Linked DNA regions of Homo sapiens: region 1 is linked to region 2. Evidence: chromatin loops called from intact Hi-C (ENCODE). Cell type or tissue: psoas muscle. All regions are shown on one strand.

Evidence for each region. A loop is a pair of places that touch in the nucleus more often than their neighbours do. Peaks named below come from ENCODE experiments on the same cell type or tissue, not always from the same donor. Only the 100,000 strongest peaks of a DNase experiment are listed, where the experiment ranks them.
Region 1: a loop joins it to region 2, with 6 times the contacts of the local background. A loop is called at or near these places in 107 of 110 quality-filtered maps.

Annotation. Positions count from the first base shown.
Region 1 is chr11:47,144,657-47,152,656 of GRCh38, reverse strand. All of the region lies in intron 4 of CSTPP1 (centriolar satellite-associated tubulin polyglutamylase complex regulator 1), which reads right to left. Among named protein-coding and RNA genes, the nearest start is that of ARFGAP2, 28 kb to the left of the region's middle. In psoas muscle, no CTCF peak of the experiment used is centred here; a DNase peak (open chromatin) is centred at 3,534.
Region 2 is chr11:46,885,812-46,893,811 of GRCh38, reverse strand. LRP4 (LDL receptor related protein 4) reads left to right here. Exons shown (of 38, transcript NM_002334.4): 13 at 683-839; 14 at 3,318-3,535; 15 at 3,692-3,868; 16 at 4,279-4,401; 17 at 7,279-7,487; 18 at 7,640-7,721. Among named protein-coding and RNA genes, the nearest start is that of LRP4, 29 kb to the left of the region's middle. In psoas muscle, a CTCF peak has its summit at 4,028 (motif pointing left); a DNase peak (open chromatin) is centred at 3,971.

The DNA of each region.
Region 1 (8,000 bases), 260 kb before region 2:
AGCGCCACCATCACCACTGTCTAATTACAGAAGTTACCTCCATTTGCAATTCTCACCAATAGGCCCATTCCAGAGCCTGCCTCGGAGCAGAAGCTTGAGCTCGTACTTCCCAAAGGGCTACCCCTGCCTCGCAGCCTCGCGGAAGCCTTAATGCTGAGTGCCACTAGCATCTTCCTCTTTCAGCCACAGATGGGACTAGAAGCTATAAACAGGGCACACCCTTCCAGCCTCAGAAGTGGTCTGCAGCTTTCTGCTAGGGGCCATCTTGACCTCAAACATCAGCAGTCCCTTTGGAGATGGGCCGTTGCAGAAGAGGGGGCGCACACCGTGGGAGGGTAGGAGTGTCCGTCAGAGCAGGGCAGCCCTGCAGGTGCCCTTAATACGGGTAACAATAGAGGCATTTTTTTTTTTTTTGAGTCTTGCTCTGTTGCCCAGGCTGGAGTGCAGTGGTGCAGATCGGCTCACTGCAACCTCCGCCTCCTAGGTTCAGGTGATTCTCCTGCCTCAGCCTCCCTAGCAGCTGGGATTACAGGTGCCTGTCACCATGCCCGGCTAATTTTTGTATTTTTAGTAGAGACAGGGTTTCACCATGTTGGCCAGGCTGGTCTCGAACTCTTGACCTCAAGTGATCCGCCTATAGAGGCAGGTATCTTTCCTGAGTACCCTACCTCATGGCAGGCTATTAAGGCATTTGACTACATTAATTAAATTTTATTCTACAACAGTCCTACGGGTGGGTCTTATTGTTATTTCCATTCTACAGGTGAAGAGTCTGAGTCTCAGAGACTGGGGAGCTGAAACATATGCCGAGCAGGAGGGAGTAGGGGGCGAGTGAAGCGGGTGCAGACAGAGGCGAGGGCTTTCTTTCTGGGGGACATGTGGCTGGATCCCAGCAGCACATGTATAAAGGACTGAGGGTTTTTTTTCAACTGCAAGAAGTAAGACTGGCTACCTTTTAAAAAGCCAAATGGATCCGAGCTTGTGTTAACAGCAACACCGGCTATGACTCTCCTCAACCAGAAACGCTGGGCATACTAGACATCCTGGAAACTTCCCCCCGCCACCCTCTGCTCCAAGCCAATCAACCAGTCACCAAGTCCTATCAATGCTATTGCTGAAATTTCTCTTGAATCCATCTACTTCTTTCCACGTCCACAGCCACCATCCTACCCCCAGCCTTCACCTCTCTTTTCTTGATGATGGCATGACCTCCTACCCAGTTTCCCTGCAACTACTCCTCTTGCTTTTTTTTTTTTGAGATGGAGTCTCACTCTGTCACCAGGCTGAAGTGCAGTGGCTCACTGCAACCTCCGCCCCCTAGGTTCAAGCGATTCTCCTGCCTCAGCCTCCCGAGTAGTACTGGGACTACAGGCGTGCGCCAGCATGTCCAGCTAATTTTTGTATTTTAGTAGAGACGGGGTTTCACCATGTTGGCCAGGATGGTCTTGATCTCTTGACCTCATGAGCTGCCCACCTAGGCCTCCCAAAGTGTTGGGATTACAGGCGTGAGCCTTCTTCTAATTGAGTATCCATCCTGTGGGCAGAAAGATTTTCCTAAAATGTGAATGTGACCATTTTACCATTGTGTTGGAAACCCTTCACAGAGGCCGGGCACAGTGGCTCATGCCTGTAATCCCAGCTACTCAAGAGGCTGAGGCTGGAGAATCGCTTGAACCTGGGAGGTGGCCATGTCAGTGAGCCAAGCTTGTGCCACTGCACTCCAGCCTGGATGACAGAGCAAGACTCCATGTCAAAAAAAAAAAAAAAAAAAAACCTTCACAGTCTTCCCATTGCCCTTAGGACACGTTCCCCCATTTGGATCTGGCCTGTGAGCCCGCTCCATCTGCCCCCTGCCTCCCTCGACTCCCCCACTGCATTCTGGCCACACTAGTCCTTCCATCCTCCCTGAAGCTGTCCTTACTCATGCCCTCCAGACAAGTCTGTCCCTCTAGCCATAATGCTCCCTGTCCCTTCTACCCATGATGCTCCCTGCCCTCCATGCCTCCTCCTCACCTACCGGATATCTCCATATTCTTCAGGCTGAAGCCTCCACAGCATCTCTTGGGGAAGATGAAAGAGGAAAGCACCTTTTCTAACCCAGCCTAGAATAGGCCCCCCTGCTACTGGCTTCTGCAGTTCTCGGAAACCTCCTCACACTGTTGTCTTTGTCCTGGGAACATAAGATCTACCAAGTGACACCTCTGTCTCCCTGCTTGTGGCTTGACTCTGGTATGGTGTCTGGCACATAGTAGGCACTCAGTCAACGTCTGTTGAATGAAGAAATGCATGAACAAATGAGTGAGAGAAGCCACGGTCCCCTTTTCCTCTGGCCAGGTGGCACCTGGAGCAGTTTCTTAATCCCTCTCATAAAGATACTTACAATCTTTATGGAGAATGCAGACATTCAGAGGGATTAAGAAACTTGGCGAAGGTTACAAGCTAGGAGCAAAAGAGCTGTCATTCAAATACTACTACCTTCAGGTCTGGACAGTCCGTTTAAGGGGAGTAAACTAGAGTCCTGGAGAAGAGGGTCAGGCTGATGGACAGTCTAAAAACCAGGATACTGGATAAATGGCTGCATTTAGATCTTTTGCTTAGAAGTGAAGACTAGGGAGGAAGTGAAGGCTGAGACCCAACTCTCAAAGGACTGCCTCTTGGGGAGATGCCACGGGGATCTAGAGTTTGGCTCTAGAGACATTTTCAAGCTGCTTAGTTCTAGGATTGTGGCTGATTTGTAAAGGAATGAGATGTGTATTGCCAGAAATGTTCAAGCAGAAGTTTGAAGGCTCATACTTCCCAAAGGGCTTCTTCCAGCTCTGACAGTGTTGTCCCAAGGGTGGACAGAACTAACAGCTCCTCCTGTTAGTGTTAAATCTAGTGGGGGGACAGTTTGATGTTCAGAGGTCTATGGCTGCAGAAGACTTACTGAAAGGTGCTTTTAATCACATCATATGCTGTGCTGTCTGTCTCCAAATGAATGCTGAGACCATGAAAGTTCTAGGCATCTGTGTCTTTAACCCACCTATGGGATCTTTCTGGCTGTGGGCATCTGCATCTTGCTTTGGAATCTCAGCAGAACTATGGGAAAAGGCAAGCAGGAAGCTCCTGGTCTGTCTTTGCCTCTTTGCCTTTGCCTGCAACCCTTCTATCCCCACAGACAGCTCCTTCCTTCTGAACTCAAGCTCATTGCCACTCCCAGAGGGCTCGGGAAAGAATCTTCTTGGAGACGAGGTCATCCCCATGTGCTGTTTTCCAGTTGCTGGCAGTTGGCTCAACACCCCTTCCTGCCAGAGGCCTTCTGCTAACGTGCCAGCTGCTTCTGACACCTGGAGGTGCCCGGCCGCCCCTGCTTTGAAGTGGAGCCAACAGGGAGCTGCTGCCAGTGAGAGTCTGCACAAATCTATTGGATCATGGAGGGACCCTTGCGGACCATGCCTCCGGGCTAGAGAGAGGGACTCTTGGGGAGAAGTAGAGGCACTTTGGTTCAGGCTGTGCTGAGCAGAACCATGTGTGGGGTGGAGCCTAGGACAGGCAACTGGAGTGGAGAAAGAGCACGTGGCTGGTCTGAGAGACTGGCCACTTTCTCCCTCCCCTGCTGACTTCCAGCAGCTGGGATAGGCAGTCTGGCTGGGAGTTCTAAGGGTGCCAAGGAAGCAACAGCTTCCAGCCTGAACCTACTGACTTGCCAACTTCCTATTCACCCCTAATTAGGGTCAGTTTCCCTGGTCTAGTGGCACGGGCTGCACCGGTTTTCCTGAAGTTCTGGATTAGTTGACCCCAGGATTAAGTCCTAGTTCCACTACTCACTGGCCAAGTGACAATTTCCCTCTGAGCCTCAGTTTCCTCATCTGTGAAGAGGATATAATCATAGTTCCTGTTTCCCAGGATTCTTGTGGAGAGTCAGCATGATGATGTTATATATGCTAGTGTCTAACAGGTGCTCAGAATGAGCGCCGGCTGTAATCAGTAAGTATATTCTATCTGGTTTAAAGTGCTGGGAGAGCCCAAAAGAGCAAATAAAAATAGAGCCCAGAGGAAATGCGTGCTGCCAGCATCCACCAGGCAGAGGTCTCAGGCAGAAGCCAGCGATCTAGTTTCCAGTTTACTTTTGGGGGAAGCCAGCCCTCAGCCACGGCCAGAAAGAAGAGCCACTTTCCATGACTGGACTTCTTTGAGGAGGTCACATGACTAGTGTCAGTCATGTGGTGGCTGGAGGGTGTCCCCAAATCAAGGTGTCAGTCATGGGGTGGCTGAAGGGTGTCCGCAAGTCAAGGTGTCAGTCATGGGGTGGCTGGAGGGTGTCCTCAGGTCAAGGTGTCAGTCATGGGGTGGCTGAAGGGTGTCCCCAGGTCAAGGTGGCAGTCATGGGGTGGCTGAAGGGTGTCCCCATGTCTGTTTGGGCTCACAGTGCACCTCTAGGGTTTTTGTTTGAATGTCAGGGCCATGAGAGAAGCAGCGATGACACGATGTCTGGTTACCTTCTCCAGGTGGGAGGAAAAAGGCCGCTATGAAGGTGTCCTGGGCCATTTCCTGAGGGTTGCTCCTCTTCTGGACTGTGTTGGAGGCACACTCGTGCTGCACAAGCTGCCTCTAGCCTAGGGCCTTGAAGTGGCGTGGGGTGTCCAGGTCATTGCTCTGCCCTAGCTCCAGCCCGCACCTCCAGGGTATCCCAAACCCTACTTGCCCTGAAATGCCTAAGACGCTTGATCCAGAGGGTGTGGGAAACAATATGATGATGATGATAATAATAGTGAATATTCACCAAGGGCTTACTCTGTCAGCACTACACACCCATAAGTTCATTTTCTGCTCGTATTAATCCTATGAGGTCAGTTCAGTGAGTATCTTTATGGAGAACGCAGACATTCAGAGGAATTAAGAAACCTGACTCAGGTTACAAACTAGGAGCAAAAAAGCTATAATTCAAATACAGGCCTCTCTGACGCTAGTCACAGTTCCGAGACCACCTGCAGCCACTTCTGGTAAGAAAGAGTGGACTCTGTGCTGTCTCGTGGTAATGAAGCCTTCCTGCTGCCCCTTTCCCTTCTCCCAGCCTGAGTGTTTGTTAGAGCAGCTGCCCGCAGAAGGACTGGAAGATTTGGCCTGGGTGCTGCTGCTTCCCTGTAGACAGCCTGAAGGTGTCATTACTCTGGAACTTCCCAAGAAGCCTGAGAGCTAGGGGTGAACTGGTCCACAGACCTTAGAATAAAGACCCAAACCCAATGTATGGCCTGTAAAGCCCCACTTTCCCTCCCTCTGCCCTCAAATGCCTCAAATTCCAGACCTACTGGCTTCTCTTGGTTCCTCCAGGCCATCATTGGTGAGAGCCTAGCTTCTTTTCCATGCTGCTTACTTTCCCTGAAATGCTTTTTGCTCTCATTGCTCTCTACCTAATCCCCCCATCATTTTTTATTTAAAGGAAATGTTTAGAACCTCAGAAAACTACAGAGAATAACATAACAAACACTTGTGTCCCCACTAGCCAATTTTATCAGACCATAACGTCTTACTATCTTTGCTTCAGTTTTTAAAAGCTTTGTAAAATGCAGCATTACAGATACCATTTCAGCCACCTGTGCACCCCTCCCTCATCCTATCCTCTACCTTTCTTCCTGGGGGGATCACCATGATTTACTAAAACTTGGGAGTCTAGCATTCCTCTGCATGTCTTTATACTATAATTAACTCATGCAAATGTCTGTGTTCTTAAAACATTATATAGCTTTGTTTTGCTTTTTCTCAAACTCTGTGTCATTCTGTAACTTTGATATTTTGAGATTCATCAGGATTGATGCATATATAGCTATTCATTTTAGCTGCTGGAAAGAATTCCACAACTATGGTATGAATATGCCACACTTTATTCTTTCCTTCAGCAGAGGGACGTGCAGATTGTTCCAATGGCGGCCATTACAAACAATACTGCATGTTTCCTTATTCCCAGGAGTAGCTCTTGAACTTTAAAAATTTGCCTAAATTGTCTGAAAGTAATTGTAACAATTTACACTCCCACACACAGTTTATGAGAGTTCCCACTATTTCACATCCTCACCAATATTTGTATTATGAGACTTTAAAATTTTTGCCAATTTGATAGGTATGAAGTGGTATCTCAATTTAGTTGGGAGTTTCCTGATTACTAGTGAGTGTGGGCATGAAAATATGCCCAAAGGTTTATTACTAATGTTCTTCTGTGCATTGCCTGTTTATATCTTTGGACTATTTTTCTACTGAGATCCTTAATCTTTTTCTTATTGATTTGTAGGAATTCTTTTTTTTTTTTTTTTTTTTGAGACAGAGTTTCATTCTTGTTGCCCAGGCTGGAGTGCAGTGGCACGGTTTCGGCTCACTGCAATCTCCACCTCCCGGGTTCAAGTGATTCTCCTGCCTCAACCTCCCAAGTAGCTGGAATTACAGGCGCCCGCCACCATGCCCGGCTAATTTTTTTGTATTTTTAGTAGAGAGGAGGTTTCACTATGTTGACCAGGCTGGTCTTGAACTCCTGACTTCAGGTGATCCACCCGCCTCGGCCTCCCAAAGTGCTGGGATTACAGGCGTGAGCCACTGTGCCCAGCCAATTTGTAGGAATTCTTTATTAAAAAGTTCTTAGCTGGGTGTGGTGGTGTGCACCTGTAGTCCCAGCTACTTGGGAGGCTGAGGCAGGAAAACTGCCTGAGCCTGGGAGCTTGAGTCTAGCCCCAGCAACACAGCAAGACCCCATCTTAAAATAAAATAAAATAAAATAAAATAAAATAATTTACGGAAAGCTGAGGCAGGAGGAATGCCTGAGGCCAGGAGTTCGAGACCAGCCTGAGCAACACAGCAAGATCACTGCCCCCATCTCTACAAAATAAAAAATTAGCTGGGCTTTGTAGAACGTGCCTATGGTCCTAGCTACTCAGGAGGCTGAGGTGGGAAAATCACTTGAGCACAGGAGTTTGAGGCTGTAGTGAGCTATGAATGCACCACTGCACTCCAGCCTGTGTGACAGAACAAGACCTCATTTCAAAAAATAATAACATTTTTTAAATAATTTTTTTTGGGAGGGACAGAGTCTTGCTATGTCACCCAGGCTGGAGTGCAATGGTGCGATCTCAGCTCACTGCAACCTCTGCCTCCCGGGTTCAAGCAGTTCTCCTGCCTCAGCCTCCTGAGTAGCTGGGATTCCATAGGTGCGTGCCACCCCACCCGACTAATTTTTGTATTTAGTAGAGATGGGGTTTCTTTTTAGTAGAGACGGGGTTTCACCATGTTGGCCAGGCTGGTCTCGAACTCCTGACCTCAAGTGATCCACCTGCCTTTGCCTCCCAAAGTGCTGGGATTACAGGCGTGTGCCACCATGCCCAGCCAGAATAAGAATGCAGGCAATACAGCCGGGTGCGGTGGCCCACGCCTGTAATGCCAGCATTTTGGGAGGCCGAGGCAGGCAGATCATAAGGTCAAGAGATTGGGACCATCCTGGCCAACAGTGTGAAACCCAGTCTCTACTAAGAATACAAAAATTAGCCAGGCATGGTGGTGCGTGCCTGTAGTCCTAGCTACTTGGGAGGCTGAGGCGAGAGAATCGCTTGAACCTGGGAGGCGGAGGTTGCAGTGAGCTCAGATCATGCCACTGCACTCCAGCCTGGTGACAGAGCAAGACTCTATCTCAAAAAAAAAAAAAAAAAAAAAAAAAATGGCAGGCAATACTTTAAATCAGTGGTTCTCAACGTGTGTTTCCCAGACCATCAGTATCACCTGGGAATTTTTTAGAAATATAAATTATTGAGCCCCGCCCTAAACCTACTGAACTCTGGGGATGTGGTCCGGCCATGTGTGGTTTAACAAGCCCTGCAGGTGACTCTGATGCATGCTCAAGTTTGAGAACCAGTGCTTTAAATCTTCACCCTTGGAGCAGAGCTTCCCAACCCTTTGTCACTTCGGCCTCAAATGACTTACAGATGTGATGGTCCCCTTGGCCCAGCTGGGAGGAGGCCAGAGCCTGCAGGCCAATCACAAGA
Region 2 (8,000 bases):
CCTGGCCAACATGGCAAAACCCCATCTCTATTAAAAATACAAAAATTAGCCAGGCATGGTGGCAAATGCCTGTAATCCCAGCTACTTGGGAGGCTGAGGAAGGAGAAACTCTTGAACCCAGGAGGTGGAGGTTGCAGTGACCCGAGACTGCACCACTGCACTCCAGCCTGCGCAATGGGAGTGAGACTCCATCTCGAAACAAACAAACAAAAAACCACAGAAACAGCTCACTTGTCAATCTCAGGCTATTTTACAAATAGGTGAAGTGGTCAAATTCTAATTTGGTATCAAGCACATTGGACTCAAATGCCTAGGGAATTTCTGAAATGCCTCTGCAAAACCCCAGATGACAATTTACAAACCCCTGGGTCAGTGCAGTGGGGGACCCTGGGAATGCGTCAGGGAGACAGAATTCAGAAAGTGATGTATGGTTGACTGTGAGGAGGAAGTGCATGCCCTTGGACAGTTACTTAACTCTTTTGTGCCTCAATTTCCTCATCCTCATGGAAATTACAGTATCTAGCTCACAGAGTTGTGATGCTTAAATGAATTCATGTATCTGAAGTGATGACAATAGTGCCTGGCCCAAAAAATTGCTTCCTGTAAGAGTTTGCTCCTATTACTATGGGACATGGGGGCCTGGGTTGACTCCTTGACATTTTTTGCTGCTGCTTCTCACCAGGGGGCCTGGCTGTGGATTGGGTCCATGACAAACTCTACTGGACCGACTCAGGCACCTCGAGGATTGAGGTGGCCAATCTGGATGGGGCCCACCGGAAAGTGTTGCTGTGGCAGAACCTGGAGAAGCCCCGGGCCATTGCCTTGCATCCCATGGAGGGGTAAGTTGTATCTCAGGCTCCCGAACTTTCTTGCAACCTCTCGGGACAGCTCCCAGGCTACCTGGACTAGACATTCTGGGAGTACATCCTCAAAGTGTGGTGTAGCTGGGCGCGGTGGCTCACGCCTGTAATCCCAGCACTTTGGGAGGCCAAGGCGGGCAGATCACCTGAGGTCAGTAATTCGAGACCAGCCTGGCCAACATGGGGAAACCCCATCTCTGCAAAATACAAAAATTAGCCAGGCATGGTGGCGGGTGCTTGTAATCCCAGCTACTCGGGAGGTTGAGGCAGGAGAGTTGTTTGAACCCAGGAGGCACAGGTTACAGTGAGCTGAGATTGCGCCACTGCACTCCAGCCTGGGAGAAAGAGCAAGACTCTGTCTCGAAAAAAAAAAAAAAAAAAAGTATGATGTTAATAACATGGGCTCTGTCCCCCACACACTTGAGTCTAGGTCCTGGCTCTGTAATAACTGGCTGTGTGGCCTTGGGCCAGTTAATCTCTGTCTGCCTTGTTTACTCATTTCTAAATTGGTGATTAAAAAAAAATACCTCCATCATAGTTGTATGAAGATTAAATGAGGTGATGCATTTTAAATTGCATATAACACACATTAGATAAGTTGTAGGTGTTTCGTATTTTTATTATTAGCTCATAAGGTTGACCTAATTAATACAAATTAATAGTTATTAGTAATTCATAAGAATTGTAATTAATTATTATAGCCTAAAAATTAATAGAGGGGCCGGGCACAGTGGCTCACACCTATAATTCCAGCACTTTTGGAGACCAAGGAAGGAGGATCACTTGAGTCCAGGAGTTCAAGATCAGCCTGGGCAACATAGTGTGGCCTCATCTCTACAAAAATGTTTTCTAAATTAGCCTGGCATAGTGGCACATGCCTGTAGTCCCAGCTACGTGGGAGGCTGAGGTGCAAGGATGGCTTGAGACTGGGAGGTCGAGGTTGCAGGGAACCGTGATTGCAACAGTGACCTCCAGCCTGGGTGACAGAGTAAGACCCTGTCTCAAAAAAAGTTAAATAAATAAAATTGAGAAATCTGGTCAGGTTCAGTGGCTCATGCCTATAATCTCAGCACTTTGGGATGCTGAGGTGGGCAGATTGCTTGAGCCCAGGAGTTCAAGACCAGCTTGGGCAACATGGCAAAACCCCATCTCTATAAAAAGTACAAAAATTAGCTGGACTTATTGATGCATGCCTGTAGTCCCAACTACACAGGAGGCTGAGGTAGGAGGATCACCTGAGCCCTGGAGTTCGAGGCTGCAGTGAGCCATGATTATGGCACTGCACTCCTGGATGACAGAGTGAGACTCTGTCTCAAAAAAAATTAAATTTAAAATTCAGAAATCTGAATTAAAGAAAAACTCCTGAAATGAAGTTCTCACCTCTGGCTTTTAAAAATTCTATGCAATCAATGGAGGGAGTATCTTATAAGGTCCTACAGTATGTATCAACTGTTTTAGAAACTGTGTGTGTGTATGTGTGTGTGTCTGTGTGTGTGTGTGTGTGTGTGTGTGTGTGTGTGTGTATAAAATACAAAAGGAGCCGGGCATGGTGACTCAAGCTTGTAACCCCAGCACTTTGGGAGGCCGAGGCAGGTGGATCACTTGGGGTCAGGAGTTTGAGACCAGCCTGGCCAACATGGTGAAACCCCATCTCTACTAAAAATACAAAAATTAGCTGGGCATGGTGGCGGGTGCCTGTAATTCCAGCTACTTGGGAGGCTGAGGCAGGAGAATCACTTGGGTCCAGGAGGTGGAGGTTGCAGTGAGCTGAAATCGTGCCACTGCATTCCAGCCTGGGCAACAGAGCGAGTCTCAAAAATAAAAGAAAATAAAATACAAAAGGCAGTGGAAGAGATTGTGACAAAGAAGAAAGTGCCTGTCCTAATATTACATTATATTGTCAATTCTGTGAGACTTTTGTCTGTTTTGTTCACTGCTAGATTTCCAGTGCCTAAGATAGTATGTCCTGCCTGTTGCCAGTATGAAAAAAAAAATTATTAAATGAATAAATGCCCTGTCTAAAGACATTTAAACTCAGACACTTAAAAAGCATTCTGAGGCTGGGCATGGTGACTCATGCCTATAATCCCAGTACTTTGAAAGGACAAAGCAGGAGGATTGCTTGAGCTCAGGAGTTTGAGACCAGCTTGGGTAACATAGCAAGACCTCATCTCTACTACAAAAAAAAATTAGTTAGGTGTAGCGATACTAGCTGCTCAGAAGGCTGAAGTGGGAGGCCTTCTGAGCCCAGGAGATTGAGGCCGCAGTGAGCTGTAATCTCACCTGCCCTCCAGCCTGGGTGACAAAATGAGACCCCGTCTAAAAAAAAAATTCATTCTGTGGACCAAACATTGGAGTCCCCTGAGTTAAATGGATAAAAGCGCCCTACCTGATTATTCTCCTGGTTACCTACCTGTTTTCTGCTGCCCACTTCCCAATTTACTTTTCTCTTCCTAGTACCATTTACTGGACAGACTGGGGCAACACCCCCCGTATTGAGGCCTCCAGCATGGATGGCTCTGGACGCCGCATCATTGCCGATACCCATCTCTTCTGGCCCAATGGCCTCACCATCGACTATGCCGGGCGCCGTATGTACTGGGTGGATGCTAAGCACCATGTCATCGAGAGGGCCAATCTGGATGGGAGTCACCGTAAGGCTGTCATTAGCCAGGGTGAGCCCCTTCCTTCAGTCTCCTTCATCTCTTGTCCTCCTGCCCCCGTCCCTGCCCCCCAGGAGCCTTGGTAGAGGTTTTGTGTAGTTGCCAGGCCTGGGCCCAGGGGACATGGCAGACCACGTCCAGACTGAGGTCTTCCTGGACTTTCCCCAGGCCTCCCGCATCCCTTCGCCATCACAGTGTTTGAAGACAGCCTGTACTGGACAGACTGGCACACCAAGAGCATCAATAGCGCTAACAAATTTACGGGGAAGAACCAGGAAATCATTCGCAACAAACTCCACTTCCCTATGGACATCCACACCTTGCACCCCCAGCGCCAACCTGCAGGTAAAAAACTGCCCACCGGGTGAGCCAAAGTAGCCTCATGGTTGAGGTGGCCTCTGGTGCCTCTGAGAACCTTCCTTCCCCTTAGAGTTGCCATTTCTTCTGATGGGGAAATCCAGCAGGGCACTGACATGGGCTAATTCCTCCCTCTGCTGGACATTCGGGGCAGTACAACAAGATTCACGAAAAGATTCATTAGACTTCACCGTTCCCATCTAATTCAGGCAGACATTTACAGGGCATCTCCTCTGTGCCGGGTACTCACTGTGCTAGCAGCAGGGGCAGATGTCAAAAATATAAGACATAGTTTCTCCCTTCAGGGAACTATCACCCTACCTAAACCCCTATTCCCTAGTCTTGGGGTCACTTTTGCAGACCTTCGCTGATCCTCTTGCCCTGGGCTCTTTGAGCAGGGAAAAACCGCTGTGGGGACAACAACGGAGGCTGCACGCACCTGTGTCTGCCCAGTGGCCAGAACTACACCTGTGCCTGCCCCACTGGCTTCCGCAAGATCAGCAGCCACGCCTGTGCCCAGAGTAAGTGGGTCTGCAACACCAGCCTCCATGGAGGCTGTTGTGAGGATGGGGAGAAGGAACAAGGGATAGGACGTGGAGGGATTGCCTGTCATGGGAAAAACCACATTCCTCAGGGAGCCCTGGAGAGGAAGAACTTAAGAGGCTGAGGGATCTTCTATCAAAGCTGAGGACTGAGGACCCAGCACTAGTGGCTGAAGGCTCAGCAATACCGCCCGGTCGAGTGTGAACACCTGCAGTGAGGCTCATGTATCATTTTACCAGGCAGGATTGCCTTCTCTATAGGCAGCAAGAGGGTTTTATGCTCTTCTAGAAAACAGGGGAATGATTTCCTACCTTTTTACCTTTAGCGTCACCCTGTTGAAGACTTTCTTTCGGCCCTTAAACCAGGAAGCCAAAATTAGAATCTCTGATGATGTTCTGTGTAAGCGGGTCCTGGATAAATATGTGTTAAACAAGTGGAAGATCATGGGATCTTCCCTGGTCTGTCCCTGAACTGCTACTTTGGCTTCCTTTGGGCTCCTTAGGAGTTATTGTTTTGAGAGGGTAACCCTGGAGAGCCCAGCACACGATGACTTTTTCTAAGAATAGTCCAGAGAGGAGCGGTCCGGGCATATGGCACGACCAGCAGGGCACCTGGGGTGATTCCTCACACATCAGCAGCTGTTCTTGTTTACTGCTGTGTACCCCACTGACCCTCTGAAATCTGGGTAAAATAAAATTCTCCTGGGACCTGGGTCCTTTCTAGAGAGTGTGGTTAGGGAAAACATTCAAAAGTTTCATTCATACACATATTAACTAAGAACCTAATTTCATTCTCTGAGTTTTCCCCTTGCATTCTTTTTTTTTTTTTTTTTTTTTTTTTGAGACAGTTTTGCTCTTGTCCAGGCTGGAGTACAATGGCACAGTCTCGGCTCACCACAACCTCCACTTCCCAGGTTCAAGCTATTCTCCTGCCTTAGCTTCCTGAATAGCTGGGATTACAAGCATGCGCCACCACACCTGGCTAATTTTGTATTTTTAGTAGGGACGGGGTTTCTCCATGTTGGTCTGGCTGGTCTCGAACTCCTGACCTCAGGTGATCCACCCACCTCAGCCTCCCAAAGTGCTGGCATTACAGGCATGAGCCACTGTGCCTGGCATTTTTTTTTTTTTTGTCCGCCTCCCGGGTTCAAGTGCTTCTCCTGCCTCAGCCTCCTGAGTAGCGGGGATTATAAGTGTGCACTACCACACCCAGCTAATTTTTGTATTTTTAGTAGAGATGAGGTTTCACCATGTTGGTCAGGCTGGTCTTGAACTCCTGACCTCATGACCTGCCCGCCTCTGCCTTCCAAAGTGTTGGGATTACAGGCATAAGCCACCGCCCCCGGCCTTTTTTTTTTTTTTTTTTTTTTTTTTTGAGACAGGGTCTTGCTCTGTCACCTAGGCTGGAGTGCAGTGGTGTAAACAGTGCTCACTGCAGCTTCGACTTCCTGGGCTTAAGCAAGCCTCCCGCCCCAGCCCCCTAAGTAGCTGGGACTACAGGCATACACTGTCACACCTGGCGAATTTTGTGGAGTTTTTTGTTTGTTTGTTTTGTTTTTGAGACAGAGTCTCACTCTGTCACCCAGGCTGGAGTGTGGCGGCATGATCTCGGCTCATTGTAACCTCCACCTCCCTGGTTCAAGCGATTCTTCTGCTTTGGGCTCCCAAGTAGCTGAGATTACAGGCACCTGCCACCATGCCTGGCTAATTTTTGTATTTTTAGTAGAGATGAGGTTTCACTATGTTGGCCAGGCTGGTCTCAAACTCCTGATCTCGTGATCTATCCACCTCAGCCTCCCAAAGTGCTGGGATTACAGGCGTGAGCCACTGTGCCCAGTGAATTTTGTATTTTTAGTAGAGACGGGGTTCCACTATGTTGCTCAGGCTGGTCTCAAACTCCTGAGCCCAAGCAATGACCCCACCTCAGCCCCTCAAAGTGCTGGGATTACAGGCATGAGCCACCATGCCTGGCCCTTTCCTCTTGCATTCTTTTGTGTCCAGCGCTTCCCCTGTTGTCTTAGTGAGATGCAAGAAGTAAAGCCCCCTGTCCCCTGACAGCTTCCCCTTAAGGATTTCCCAGCCCTAGGAAGAAGACATTTGGCAACATTAGTCAGGAAGTGCCTTTCTGGATAGAAAAGTCTACTGAGAAAGTATTCAGACTGACCAGAGGAAAGGCAGAGGATGGGGAAGAGCTGGCTGGAAGTAAACTACGTAGAGGAGTGGCCAGAGCTCTTTCTCTGGAGTCAGATCTGAGTCCTAGCTCTGGTGCTTTGTAGCCATGGGATCCTGGGCAAGTTTCTTGATCTCTATTAGCCTCAGGGTTGCTCGTCTAGAAAATGGGAATAAGAATAACACACGAGAGAGGCTTGGTGTGAGATCAAAAAAGCACCAAGCACAGTGCCTGGCAAGGAAAGTGCTCAGCTTAAGCTACTGGCTTAAAGTTGTAAAGAGGAGAGCAAGAGGAAGGGATCCAGGTGATGGAGTGGAGGGGCAGGAGCCCTGACACAGTCATGAACATCAGGGAAGTAGGGGTCAGGGGTTGGCAGTGGGCAAGCCAGGACACCAGAAGAGGTGGAGAAAAGTAAGAAGAGAGAAAAGTTGAGATGAAGCCGACAGATGCTTAAACAGCATGCACTTCTGGGACCTTAGTAGAGTCTGTTTCCATTTGATTTAGAAGTCTGATTCTGCTAGCATGGCAGTGCTTAAAAGAAGCCTGAGGTATAAAGTATAGGGGGCAAAGGGCACCAGATCCCAGGAAGTGTGATTGAACCAGATGTCACGCAGGTGAGCGTCTGTGTCTGTCACTGTTCTTGGATTTAGAGCATTAAAAGAAGACCCCTTTCGGCCTTTGATCAGGTCTTGACAAGTTCCTGCTTTTTGCCCGAAGGATGGACATCCGTCGAATCAGCTTTGACACAGAGGACCTGTCTGATGATGTCATCCCACTGGCTGACGTGCGCAGTGCTGTGGCCCTTGACTGGGACTCCCGGGATGACCACGTGTACTGGACAGATGTCAGCACTGATACCATCAGCAGGGCCAAGTGGGATGGAACAGGACAGGAGGTAGGGCCCAGCGTGGGGAGGTTGAAGGGTGGAATCCACCCTCTCCAGGGAAGGGCTTCCCATACCTTTGCCAACCTTGAGAATTGGTGGAGTTTGGGCTCCAGAACTAGAGTGGAAGTACAGTTGGTGATACAGCTTTGCTTCCTGCCCAGGTGGTAGTGGATACCAGTTTGGAGAGCCCAGCTGGCCTGGCCATTGATTGGGTCACCAACAAACTGTACTGGACAGATGCAGGTATGCATAGGGGAGCCGTGGCCTGCCTGGCTCCCTGGGATTCCTCTTGTTTAAAACCCTGGCCTCAGATAGAAGGAGCCCAGTGTCTCTCCTGGACCACTTCTGTCTTCACTTCAAGTCCTTGGTAGGTCAGAAGCCGGAGGGCTGCTGCAGAGCCGAAGTGAGAAGCTCCCACGTGAGAAGCTCACATTGTGGCAGCTGCTTCTGCTGTGTAGCTGATGCTGGGGAGTGTTTTAAGGCATTTCAGATCATGAACCTATGCCTTGTTTTCTTTCCATC